Regions from separate parts of the Mus musculus genome. Here region 2 is linked to region 1. The links are chromatin contacts, found by POLR2A ChIA-PET in ENCODE. All regions are on one chromosome and are shown on one strand. Each heading gives the region's core, a stretch centred on a gene start or an enhancer-like site at or near the end of the contact. The rest is flanking DNA. Distances are from core to core; before and after follow the strand shown. Region 1 holds the start of Pla1a (phospholipase A1 member A). Region 2 holds the start of Timmdc1 (translocase of inner mitochondrial membrane domain containing 1).

Region 1 (6,709 bases), core at 1,618-4,117:
GGCAAGGCTTCTAGTTGTGGAACTGGTCTGCATTTGGGGGGTAATGGTGGTGCAGAACTTGTGGGAGTGGCCAAATCAAGGTTTGGTTTAACTTGAGGACCACGCCATGAGAGCCCCGTGCCCTATACTGCCTAGATGGCCAAGAAACAATACTGAACTCCTAGAGACCTAGGGTAGAACCAAACCCAATGGGCCAAACAAAACCACAAACAATGAAATGATTGCTAATGACATTCTCCTACACTCATAGATCAGGGCCTTGTCCAGTTGCCATCAGAGAAGCTTCCTCTGGAAGTAGATGGGAGCAGGTGCAGAGAAATACAGCCAGACATTCGTCAGAGAGAAAGTCTCAACTGGAGATCTCCGGAGAGCTGGGAATCCCAGGGAGGAGAGTGAGGAAAGACTATAGGGTCAGAGGGATGCAGGACACCAGGAGAACCTGGCTCATCTGCCAAGGACCAGCCTAGGCTTGCGGAGGGGTTCTGAGAGAAAGGGTGTCTGGGAGCGGCGAAAACAAACAACTTGAAGTCAAATCGTGGGTCCAAGCTGGTGGCCTATGCTATGCCTGAGACAGTTTTCCAGCCTGCTTTCTCTCCGTTCTGCTTTTTTTCTTTCTCTGATCTGCTTTCTCTGGAAATCTCTAGACAGCTCCCCCTCCCTCTCCACATTATGCTTGAAACAGTTTTCCAAGCAATTCTTTCTTGCCGTTCTAGGCAATCCTCTGGGTAGCGCTGCTCCTACAGATCATAAACCCACTCTGTTATTTTACATATTAATCTTGTGATTTACTCTGGGTTCCCTTTTAATTACCCTATGAATCAGCATCTAGTGACCCAGCCTAAAGATTCTTAGGAAACTGCAAGAACACATTTCTTTTAATATTGCAAAACAATTCAGAGATATGCCTGCCTAGGTTAAGAACAGATGGTAAGGTAGCCCGGTGGGACTCTGTCCTTAAATTAACATTTCTACCACTCATCAGCCTGGACTGGCTGTGTCCCAGACTGACCTTGAACTCAGGAATCTGCCTACCTCCGTATATGCCTGCCTTTGTATCATTCTGACAAGCTAGCACATAGTGTGTTTCCTTTAGTTTCGTGAAGCCTCTCATAATTCATATTGTGTCCTTGTATTTTGCACAGTTGAGAAATTATATATTTTGAACTCATGTTTTAAAAGTCCTTTCCACAGCCTTAAGGGCTGTCCTGAAGGTCCCAGCCTTTACCATTTTGCTAAGACATGGACACACCTTCACCTTTGGACTTGTCCTCTCAGATTATCATGGAATCATTAATGTTAACAGGGAGGACATTCCTTAAAGGAGGAATGTAAGGTATGTACATTATTATACAAACAAGCCTTAGGCCCATGGCAGCCATCAACATTCATAGAGGCTCAGATGTGCTGGCCTTGTCTCAGAGGCAGGGACCATGTTATTCTGTCCCCTCCAAGGCCATGCTGGGCTTGGCACTCACTCAGTCAACTAAACAGGACTTAAAAGAGCGAAACACCAAGCTTGGGGCCTGCATGCATCTGCACCAGGCCCTCTGCATATACATACGTCATGGCCGTCAGCTTGGTGCTTTTGTGGGACTCCTAACACTGGATCTGTGACTCATTTGCCTGTCCTTGAGACTCTTTCCCTTATTTTGGGTTGCTTTGTCTAGCCTCGATATGAGGGCTTTTTGCTTTGTCTTATTGTCATCTTGCTTTGCTCCATTTGGCTGTCATCTCTTAGAGGCCTTCTGAAGAGGAAAGAGATGGGGAGTAGATCTCAGGGAACGAGCATGTGGGGAAGAGCTGGGGGGAGTGGAGGGAGGAAAAAATGGTCAGGAATTATTGCATAAGAATCTACAATAAAAATAAATAAAAAAAAAACAACAAATGAAAATGGTGGCTTTCTATGGACTCTGGAACTGGAAGGAAGAGACAACAGTGGGTAGGAGATTCATTCTTCACCATAAATTTTCATACATTTCAAATTTTACTTCGTGTGTGTGTGTGTGTGTGTGTGTGTATGTGTGTGGCAGAGATCCATGTCTGCTGACTTCTACTATCTTTCAAGACAGAGTCTGTCACTGAACCAGGTACTCACAATTGCTAGGCTGCCCATGGATACACCCAGGGCAGTGGCTCTGTTCTGGTATAACCTGTCCAGCTCTAACCCCCTACCCGGTATCACCTTTGTACGCTCTGGATGTTCCCGGACAGGGCTGGAAAGCATGTGTGCCAACAGCACTCCTTCACAAAGCTACTCTTCCGAAAGATGATGCTTGCCTGCTTCCGGCTCTCCGCCTTGTAATGGTGTGCTCCTGTTGCAGGAACACTGACCCAGGAAGGGCCCTGCCCTGCTCTAGCCTGCAAAAATATCAGATTCTGTGGTCTCCACTACCCCTGGAGTGAGGTGGCAGCACGAGAGGACAGACTCCCTGGCTCCAAACCCAGGCTAGACCACATCCATCAATAGTGTTCCCACGTCACTCACATCTCCTGCTCTTGGTTCTTTACCTGTGAGCTCAGGCATCAAGATGTCTCTTCTCTTGGGTTGGACTTGACTTCCTAACCTCGAGAGGCTGTGGAAGGCAGCAGTACTTTGCAGAAGCAAATTGGATCTCCCTTTACTCTGTCCCATAAACGTACCCATACGTGTGTCATTGGCTGCACACCGGGTGAGGTTCCCTAGGGATCCAAAAGTGAAAGAGCTTTCCAGCCTCCAGCTGCTCAGTATCCCAGGGACAAATATGTCCACAGAAATTCCATTACGGTGAGAGTTTTGTAACCACTGGGAGATGAAAGGCTGCCTTGGGCCATCACTGAGATTTCATAATGGGAAAAAGTCACTTCCTGATCTTCTTTGGTGCAGAGAGGAAGAACGGTATGTTTCAATGTCCCCTGCTTAAAAAAAAAAAAGTGGGAAGGTTGGCTCATTTTCATTGAGAAGAGGAAACTGAAAACTCCAGAGGTTAAACAAATAGGAAGGTTTATTTATTTATTTATTTATTTTACAAGCCACAGAGCCAGTTAATGATTCCTAAGTCCCAAGTGGGTGTTACATGTTTGCTTGAAGGCTGGGCCATGTGACATCCCAGGCTTGGGGACTCTCCTTCATTCTGGCTCCAGGACTCCAGCTCCACGATGCGTCCTGGCCTCTGGGAGACATGCTTCTGGTTGTGGGGACCACTTTTATGGCTCAGCATTGGAAGTTCAGGTAAGCCAAGGGCTTGGGTGGAACCTTATTTCTTAAACTGTCCTCTTACACAGCACTGACTTTGGAAGGTCCCCTAAAAGTTCTTTATCTCTGGCGGCGATTTTAAAAGAAAGGGGAAAACCCTCTTATCATAACGGGAATTAGTGGTGAGACCAGTGCCTTCTTGGGACACCAAAACTGAACTTCCCCCATCTCCTGACTCATTTTTCTAAAATCCGAATTATAACCCTTTTCACCTTGTTCAAGCCAAAGTGACTGTAACAAAAATTACCTTTGACTAACTCTCAATATTAATTTTCATCCTACTAACGGCTACTGTTTTCTATGTAGTTACTTTTTAAATTTTTTTTTTCAAGACAGGGTTTCTCTGTATAGCCCTGGCTGTCCTGGAACTCACTCTGTAGACCAGGCTGGCCTCAAACTCAGAAATCCACCTGCCTCTGCCTCCCAAGTGCTGGGATTAAAGGCGTGCGCCACCACACCCGGCTGTAGTTACTTTTAAGTTTGCCAAACTAACTTTTGGGAAAGTTCAAGAACATTTTTGTCATACACACACACACACTCGCACACATGCACTCACATATGTATGCACACACACACCTCACAGGCCTGCACACAGGCAGAACAATCAGAAGGGTCTCGTGTCTCCACCTCCCAACCACAGACTGCTTTTCTGTCCTCCCCTAAGAGGGTTCCCATCTCTCAGCTTCTGAACGCCCACCGGGACTTGCTCAGACAGCGCTATTTCTAGCCTTTGCCTCTTGGGAGGGGTCTTTCCTCAAAGCAATTCACTGCCCTGCTCAGCATTTCCAAATGTGTTCCAAAGTCCGGATCACACAGATCTATTCTCTCCTTACACCCTAGGCAGCTTTTCCTCGGCTTCCTGTGGGGTTTTTGTCTCCCTTGGTTGTTTGTTCCTATAAGGGGTGGGTCTGGGGCTCCAGTCTCTTGCGTACATTTAGTCCATGTAGGACAGGCTTAGTGAATGGTACTGCACCCCTGCCCAGTGAGCAGCAATGAACTGGGGGAGTACACGCTGAGCCGGCAGACATGGATTAAGTATATCTATCTGTCTTTGTGTTTAGAACTTTGAGGAAGTGACTTTTCTTTATCTGTCCTTGGAGACTGTCCTTACCAAATTGGGATGCTGTCAAGGACTACAGGAAGTGCGTGCACAAACTGGACCTGTAACAGTCGCTTATATTCGGGTGATTGTATTTATTATTAGTGAATAGTTGATGGGAGAAAGGGGGAAAGAACTGTCACAAGCCACTTTAGGAAAAAGATAAGACATATCCCAGATGCTCCTAGGGGAACTTCGGGTGCTGTTGGGAGAGGTGGTTCAGCAGGCTCCTCTGTTGCTTCACAGCAGCTCTGCCCCTGATGGGGGGTGGGGGGAAGGTGTTCCCTGCCAGGCCCAAATTGAAATGTCAGGGTGGGAAGACTGGAAGAGAATTGTCCCCACACTTTCTTTGCAACCTTGCCTGGCAGCAAGCTCACAGTTCCAGACACAGACGGAAGATCAGAAGCCTTGAGTTAGGTTATTGGGTTGGGGTTAGGATAAGGACTGATCAGTTCTAAGTGTGGATGGGATTCCAGGTACCCATGCAGGAAGAGAGCAGGCAGTGCTTGCTAGCAGGGTCTCCAGAGCCCTCCCCCATCGGCTTGCCTTTGTTTGCTGCCCTCTTTCTTCAGACAGACCTTGCAGGCCCAAGCTTTTCTATTTCCCAGCTATTCCCTGACATTTCTGCCTTAACTAAGTACTGTTGTCAACAATGACGGTGGTTTTTTGGGCTAACGTTTCCTGCTCTTTAAAAAAGGGCCATTTGGGAAATCCAGTAGGTTGGTGGATAGGGAGAGATAGAAAAGGAAAGAGCAGAGTTCCCTTCAGGCCTCCCAGAGGAAGATGAGAGAAGAAGGTGTTAAAGGAGACAGGGCACTCAAGGCAAAGGAAAGGAAAAACTCAAAGGAGCAGGAGCCATGAACACGGAGGGTACCAATTGTGCTTCTTCACCAAGATGGTCTCTCTGTCACTCACCTTGCTGTCTTGGCTGGGCACCTGCACAATTCTTCATGGACACCCAGGTGATGGTCTCAGGTGTATTCTTTCTTTAAACACTTAATTATATTGACTGATTGATTGATTGTGTGTGTGTGTGTGTGTGTGTGTGTGTGTGTGTGTTGCACATCACAGTGATCATGTTGAAGTCAGAGGACAATTTGGATGTGGGTGGATGTTGGCTTTCTTTCTCAGCCATGTGGATACCAGAAACACAAAGCCACCCTATGAGCTGAGCCCGAGTGGTCCTGAGTGTTTTCTGAGTCAGATGGCGTTACAGGATTCCTCAGCCCCACAGGCCTCGTATTCCAGCTTCCTGTCACCTCCTGTGGTTATTTCTACTTTATCTGCAAAATGTTTTGAGTTTTTGAGAGTAGCTGGGGCTGGCATCTTATCCTTGACCCCGTAGACCCTGGAGCTTTGGTTGCCTAAAGAGAAAACAGCTGGGCGTGGGCCTCATTTTCATTTCCTGACATTAAAATGATCCTGGCCCTGAAAGAACACTTCATCACCTCCAAAAGGGTCTCTAAGGTGGCCCTCATTCGTTACTGCTGACAAAGTGACCCACAGACCAGTTAAGAGCACAGCTATGTTCAGTAGGGGATGGGGGACAGAAAGCTTAATCGGAGTGTTAGAAAGCTCAGGGTCTGCTCAGCTCTAAGTTGAGCTGGGAAAGAGGAAGCTGAGGAGAAGCAGCTGGGGTGGCCTGAGATACTCACCCCTCAACAGCCAGATGAAGGTGATGCCTCTCTTGCATGTCTGGAAGGAGCCCACCTTCCAGACAGCTATGGTGGGAATCTCCACCTTTCTCCCAGTCTGCAGTGTCCTCAAAGCAAAATGATAGAAGGGCAGCCAATATTTAAGTCTATGTCATCCTTCCTATAGGTTGTAAATATCCCCCACCAGCCGGTATGCCACGAAAATGAACAGCCAAATAAAGCGAAAGCCACCATTTTTAAGATTTAAACTGCAATGAGGCATGAAACTTGATTCTGATTATAAAAAAAACATAGCTCAAAAACGGAGTGTGAGCCAATCACAAACATTTCATATGTGTAAAATATTTTTATTTATGTAAAATACATATTCTGGCCCTGTGTGTAAAATTCTTTCTGTGGTTATTAGTTCTTGCCTAGCATGTGCGAGACCTTTGGTTTAATCTAGGCTAAATTAATCATTTGTCTTAACCCAAACGAAAGATGGGTGGTCTTGGGATAATGACCCTTTCATAGCTTCTAAACAGACAGGATGCTTTTGTGTGCAGTAGGGCATCTAGGATGAGGGTGGGATATTCTCATTTTTCGATTGCATCAACAATCAGGCTAGATTCATCAAAGCCCTCACTCCACATGTGGTTCTAGCTTGTCCAACCCAACCAAGCCCTTGGCTCTCACAACTGATGCCCAGGGACGGTGCCCTTGCCTTGGCCGTTCTGAGCCCCA
Region 2 (6,709 bases), core at 1,577-4,076, 90 kb before region 1:
AGCAGTTACTGAACAGCTATTGGAATGAGTGAGTGGGAATGGATGGATACACTCGCCTGGCCTAACTAAAGTCTATTTTTTAAACTGCTCGGTTGCTTGCTCCAGTGGGGATGAGATACACTGTGAGAAATGGGTCAGTTCAGATCCTTACTTGCCCTGGAGTAGTAAGGAGTATCTGTTTTTAAAAACAACAAAAGTTACTCGGCTCTGACTCTTGCCTGTGTACCTCACTGTAGATGGTATGCGAATGGTGGGTAACAGTATGTCAAGTGTGTGATTTCGAAAATGGTTTGTATGGTCACACTTCTGAAGATTTCTGTTATCATTAATACTGGTTCGGTCCTAAACGTAACCATTGGCTCCTCATTTACTTACTATAGAAAAGACTACTATTGTTTTCAATATAACCGAATATAATATGTTTTGTAAGAGTTGTACTTGGTGAGCCTGGAAAAGAGAACCCATTGACCCAAGAGAAAAGTGACTGTGGGTGGAAAAAGTGGTTGGGTTTGATGAGCAGAACTCAGCTGGGCTGAGGGATAAGCGTTGGTTCTAGACAGAGATGATTGAAACCCTTCACTAATGGTTCCTGTTAGCAAGTCCATGTCCTGAGGATGAGAGAGCTGTGTATGTTAGAGGGTATTTTGACTACATTTTGACTGACAGTATTGCTTTGAGACCCTTCAAGATCAGAGAACAGAGCTGGGCGGTGGTGGCATATGCCTTTATTCCCAGTACTTGGGAGGCAGAGTCAGGTGGATTTCTGAGTTCAAGGCCAGCCTAGTCTACAGAGTAAGTTCCAGGACAGCCAAGACTACACAGAGAAACCCTGTCTCGAAAAACAAAAAACAAAACAAAACAAAAATCAGAGAACAGAAGAGGCGGAGTGTTTCTCTGCTGGTAAAGGAAGGTAAGGTCTGGTAGCTTCGAGAATGTGGGAGGCTGAGTAAGAGAGAGAGTTAAGGTAGAGCGGTGAGATGGACCATCACCAAGGGCCTAGGGAAATTCTCGGTACTAGGTACCAAAGGCAGCTTTTGAGTCTTTGGGGCTAGGATGTAGGTGAGTGGTAGGACACTCGCCTGGCATAGGAGCATTTTCCAGGACCACCTAAATGGAAAAGGGAGCTGAAGAGTTTGTGAAATCTATCTGGTACTAAGGAAGACCTTGTTTGTCTCTACAGGATGTTGGATCCTGGGGACATCTGAGCTATATGTAATGGTTTTTAACATTTTATTTTATGTATTTGAGCACCCTGTCTTCATGCACATCAGAAGGGAAGATCAGATTCCATTACAGATGGTTGTGAGCCACCATATAGTTGCTGGGAATTGAACTCAAGATCTCTCAGAAGAGCAGCCAGTGCTCTTAACCACTGAGCCATCTCTCCAATCCCCATAGGTAAATGATTTTGTTAGTGTTTGCCCAATCTTTGCCCTGTCCTCATTCATGTCGACCCTGATTCTAGAAAGTTCAAGTGCAAAGGATCATTTCCGGGACCTCAAATGTGTCAAAGAAATGCACTCAGCTCTTCTCACAGCTAAGCTAGACAGTCAACACATTCATTTTGTTGGGCTTTCAGGCCCTGGGACCCTAATCCCAGTGACCACCTCTGAAAAATAGACCAAGCAGGCATCAAGCTAGAGCTAGGAATTGGGGTCTGAATAATTCACTCAACATTTAATTACTTCAGGCAAGTGGATCACTGAGATGGAGGCCTGCCTGGTCTTCAGAGCTAATTATGTGACAGCCAGGGCTACACAAGAGAAACCCTATCTTGGACCCTCCTTCCCTCCAAAGAAGATAATTACTTAACATCTACTTCATGGTATAGACTGATTGGTGATTCCTAAGTCCAAATCCAGAGATGAAAGCACAGCTTCAGTCCTCTTGATAGAGATCAGCAAATAGGCAATTATACCACTGCAGTAAATGCTAATGGGGGCTTCATTCACGGCACTTTCCTGAACCTCATCTGTAGAGATGTCCCACAGTCAACTCCCAAATCCTATTACTATATCCTCATGAAAGTTTGTAATCAATCACTTATTTAGGTACTCCGTGGAAGTGACTGTAGAGCACCACCAAGCTGTATATTCATTGTGGTACTTTAACTAGAAAAGAAAAATAGTAGGTGAAAGGGTTTGCAAAGACTATGAGATTTGTGGTAACGACCAATAACTAAATTACACAAAATGATTGGGAATATTTTTACCTTGGTAAACAAGTTTTTTGGTTTTGTCTTGTGTTGAAAGAAACAGGAAATAATAGTTTCAGTTATTAAATGATAATTCTAGATCTTTTGCCTTCTCGGAGCAGTAAGCATACGGATACTTGTAGTGGAGCCCACGTTATGGGGAAAAAAATGCCCACAGCTGATATTTCAAAAATAGTTTTTAAATCTTGGACCTTTTCGGGTGCGCCCTAAGGTTAGACTCTGCTCCGCCCAGGAAGCTCCTCCGGCCCGCCAGGGCGTGGCCTAGAAGCGCATCGCCTACCTCTTTCCCCACTGCGCTTGCAGTGATTAAAGTACTGTCCCCTTCTGCGTGGCCTTCTGCATCTTACATGAGCCATCTCACTTAAGCCCCTGAGCACTTCAAGCTGAGCAGGTCCAGAAGACCAGAGTTACGGGGCGCAAACGCCAAAGGACATCACTGAGATGAAACGAAACGGCCGCCAACTCACTTCCGGGGCTCGACTGATCCCTAACCCTGCGCTACCGAAAGAGCTCTCAGTTCCAGTTTCTACGTCCCGAGCCCCGCCCTCACCCCGCCTTTGCGCGACTAGGGGCGGGGCTTCCGGTCTCCTTTCCGAGAGCTTCCGGAAGTGAGCCGGCTGGGGACCGGATGTGAGGTTCAGTGTCCCCCAACGTGCCGCTAGTGGGCTGTACAGGTCACCCTCTCCCACGGTGCCCGCCGACCCTGGGGTGTCTGTCTCTCTGCGGGTAGGAGGGCGCCATGGGCGCGCCGCCGCCCGCTCCCCGCAGCCGCCTTTGCGGAGCCTGGGGTCCTTTCCCCCGAGTCTTTGCTGCCGGTGCGGTGGCTGCGGATTCCCCAGGCTTTGTGGAGGATCGGGAGCAGCGTTCAGGTGTCTCAGACCCCGGTTCCCTGGAATCCGGATGGGACCGCCTCCGGCAGCTGTTTGCCAAAGAGTAAAAATGTCTCGGGTGTGTGGGGAGGGATGCTCGGGGGACGGCCGCAGCCCGGGCGAGCTCCAGCGCGCGGTCCCTGCGACGCTGAAAGTTCTCTCTGCCCGGATAGTGTCCGACCTGGTTGACATGCAGCCTTCTGAGTCGGATTCACTCAGAGTCACACTCTTAAGACAGTATCGTTCTCGTGAAACCAGTACCCTAACTTTACATATTAGAAAAATTGGATTCATTCGATTATTGTCATGTAGTATCACTGGGAACTATATTGTGAAGTCTACACTAATATTGTTTTTTCGTATTTCGTTTGATTTTTCTTTGTCAGTAATGGCTTTATATACTCCAGAAGCTGGAAGGACAGAGAGAATTGTTAATTTATCATTATTATTTTGCACAAGAAAAAAAAAAAAAACAGTGACAACTGTTCTCCTCCTCCTCCTCTCCGCACCTTCCAGCAGCTCTGCCCCCTTGTTCCCACCTCCATTGTTAAGAACTACTTGTATGTGGGGGTCGGTATTTGGGTATGGGCAGTAGAGTGCACATGCCCTCAGCCAGAGGTGTCAGATTCTCCTGGATCTGGAGTTACCTGGAGTCACAGTTACAGGGGTTCTAAGAACTGAACCCGGATCCTTTGTAAAACTAGTACACGATCTTAGCTGCCAAGCCATCCCTCTAGTCCCCCAACTCTCCTTTTTGAGACAAGAGTTTTGCTGTGCTTGTAGACCAAGCTGGCCTGAAACTCAAAGCTACAATCCATTCTCAACCTCCCAGATTTTGGGATTACAGCCGGGTCTTCTGGGATTCTGGGCCGAGCCTCTCTTTTTTTTTTTTTTTTTTTTCCCTGATGGGGGTTGGTCATCTGCCACAGATGTTACACGCCCAGCTCCATCTCCCTTTGCAGAAGATACTAAAATAAACTATGTGAGGAGTAAATGATTAATCCTGCATTACTTTCACCTGATATTTATTTAACGTTATTCATTTATTAATCAATGGTGAAAGTATCTCTTTTCATGAAGTAGTTTACCATACTACACTGTTATCAAGTGATTATAAATAAATTTGGACAAGGGAGCTGGCAGACTTGTATTTAATAATTCTATTAGTTTCAGCATCTCTTTTTAAAAATTATTTTTATTTTATGTGTATGAGTGTCTTGCCTGTGTGTATGTCTGTGTGCATGTCTGTGTGCCTTCCTGATAACCATGAGAGCTACCTCGTGGGAATGGAATCCAAGCCCTAATGCTGGTAACTGCTGAGCCATTGCTCTGCCCCCATCATCTTTGTTTTAAGAAATAATGTGTTAGTTTTTCTCAGAGGTCCTCCCAAAAGTTTGTATATTTTTGAAAGCTTTTTATTTTGGTTTTTCAAGACAGGGTTTCTCTATGAGTTTCATGGCTATCCTGGAACTCACTCTGTAGACCAAGCTGGCCTCGAACTCAGAAATCTACCTGCCTCTGCCTCGCAAGTGCTGGGATTAAAGGCATGTGCCACCACTGCCAGGCTTTTGAAAGATTTTTGTGTAGTGTGTAAGAGAAAAAATATATATGTGCATAACCGTACTACCATGACTCACAGAAGATGGTCATTTTTATCAGTATTTTAAGCCGTAGAGTACTGGAACGAAAAGAAACAGGGAAAATAATCTAACGCAATTTTTATGCTTTTGTCTATGAAAGGGACAACCAAGGTTCTGAGAGGTTGATCTGGTTGCATACTATTTAGCAGATTGCAGGTTACAGTCCCACTGTTTCTGAGTTGAGACAATCCTGTTACTGGGCCCCATTATCTTTGGCTGCTTTTGTGACAGTTTTTATATTTCGTTTTCTTTCTTAGAGGAGCTTCCTTGTGGGGTCTCAGACAGCCCATGTCAGTCTCAGATGCCTGTGCAGCTGAGGATGACCCTGCATCCCTTCCAAGCCCTGCAGATCACGGGAGGGTGTGGTCAAGCTCGGCTTGGGCTCTTAACAGCAGTACCTTTAGGAAAATCCTACTCACTGAGCTGTTTGCAGGACCAAAGAGGCAAAGCGCAGAGACCTCCTAGCTTGTTAAACTTCCTCCTTAAACATTTTTTACCTAAGTCCTACTGTAGATCAGTTTTTAATTTAGATTTTAAAAATTCTGTTCAATGTAAAATACATAAACTATAAAGTATGCCCATTTTCCTATTAATGTAAAAGTAAGAGTTTGTTTTCTAAAGGGTTTTAAGTTTCTTGTCCACGAAGGAAGAGTGTAGTGATTGTGAACACTTTCAGAAGAAAGCTAGTAATCTAAACAGTGGTCCACTTAGGAGTGTCACTGTAGGAGTGCAGTATTGTTTAGCTATTTCAAGAGGCCATCCTGGGGCTGGAGAGGTGGCTCAGCCATTAAAGGCTAGGCTCGCAACCAAAAATATAATAGTGCATCCTGCAAACTCTTTAAAAGTTCTAGTTTTTATGTATTTGAGAGGCATGATTTGAATTAAACAGTTCCTCCTCACTTTAGATTGTCCCACGCTGCCTACTACATAGTCCGTTTTCCCAGCAGCCTGTAATGCGAGCACTTGGGAGGTGGAGGCGAGAGGATCAGGAGTTCCTGGTCAATGTGAGACGCTTTCTCAATAAAGAATCTGCTCTCACTGGGTTCCTCCAGGGCTCAGGGATTTTCCTGCCTAGCCTCTTAACCTTTGTGACTATAAGCTGGGGCCATTGTGAGGACTTTCAGTGCTTTTTGTAGTGATAGTCTGAGTATATCCTACAACCAATGTTTAGACTTTAACTTCTTTTTTTAAAAAAATGAGATTTATTTGTTCATTTTTTTCTTCATGTTTTTGAATGTTTGCCTGTATGTATGTGTATATATATATATATGCTCACTGTGTAGGTGCTTTGTACCCAGGAGGTCAGCCGAGTCGGATCCCCTGAAATTGGAGCTATAGACATGAACCTTTGTGTGGGTGATGGGAACTGAGTCTGGGTCTTCTACAAATGCCCTGAACCATTGAATGAGTCATCTCTCCAGCCTCTGGATGAGTCATCTCTCCAGCCTCTGGGTTTTGACATCTTTAGAATCCACATTTCAGGTGTTTAAAATCCATGCTTTAAATATTGCTCTTAAAAATCTCATGAGTTCAAGCTGGGTAGCCTTTAATCCCAGCATTTAGGAGACAGTGGCAGGAGGATCTCTGTGAGTTTGGGTCCTGGCCCTAGAGCCTGGTCTACAGAGAGTTTTCCAGGATAGCCAGAGCTACAGAGAGAAACCCTGTCAAAAACAACAACAACAAACAAATAAGCAAACAAAAATTTCATGAGTTTATGTGGTCTATATTAGCTTAGAATTTAAAAATGGAAATAATTAGTCTCTATACCCAGCTTAAAAGTTTTTTATTTCTAAGATTGTATAGTATATTTAGAAAAATAGAGCTGTGTTTTATTAATGGGTCTTCATAAATGAGCATATTTGTTGTGAGCAGTATCCTGGAAGTTCCCCTTTGTGCCCTTCTTCCCAAGGCTGTTTCTTATGCTAGTTTCTAATGGCATAGATTGCTTTTGCTTCAGACAGAGGTATTGCTGTCTACTTTTGTTT

What was found. ChIA-PET counts read pairs that join two places held with the same protein, here RNA polymerase II (POLR2A).
Region 2: POLR2A ChIA-PET joins it to region 1 with 16 read pairs in Patski. The contact joins the promoter of Timmdc1 here to the promoter of Pla1a in region 1. POLR2A ChIA-PET finds 5 or more read pairs at or near these places in 2 of 5 experiments (Patski and embryonic stem cell).

The regions. Positions count from the first base shown.
Region 1 is chr16:38,429,303-38,436,011 of GRCm38, reverse strand. Pla1a (phospholipase A1 member A) reads left to right here and starts at 2,867. Exons shown (of 11, transcript NM_134102.4): 1 at 2,867-3,208. The coding sequence starts at 3,136. It overlaps Gm36333 (a long non-coding RNA gene), which reads right to left and starts at 2,796. Exons shown (of 2, transcript XR_384843.4): 1 at 2,509-2,796.
Region 2 is chr16:38,518,780-38,525,488 of GRCm38, reverse strand. Timmdc1 (translocase of inner mitochondrial membrane domain containing 1) reads left to right here and starts at 2,826. Exons shown (of 7, transcript NM_024273.2): 1 at 2,826-3,148. The coding sequence starts at 2,955. It overlaps Poglut1 (protein O-glucosyltransferase 1), which reads left to right. Exons shown (of 11, transcript NM_172380.4): 11 at 1-431.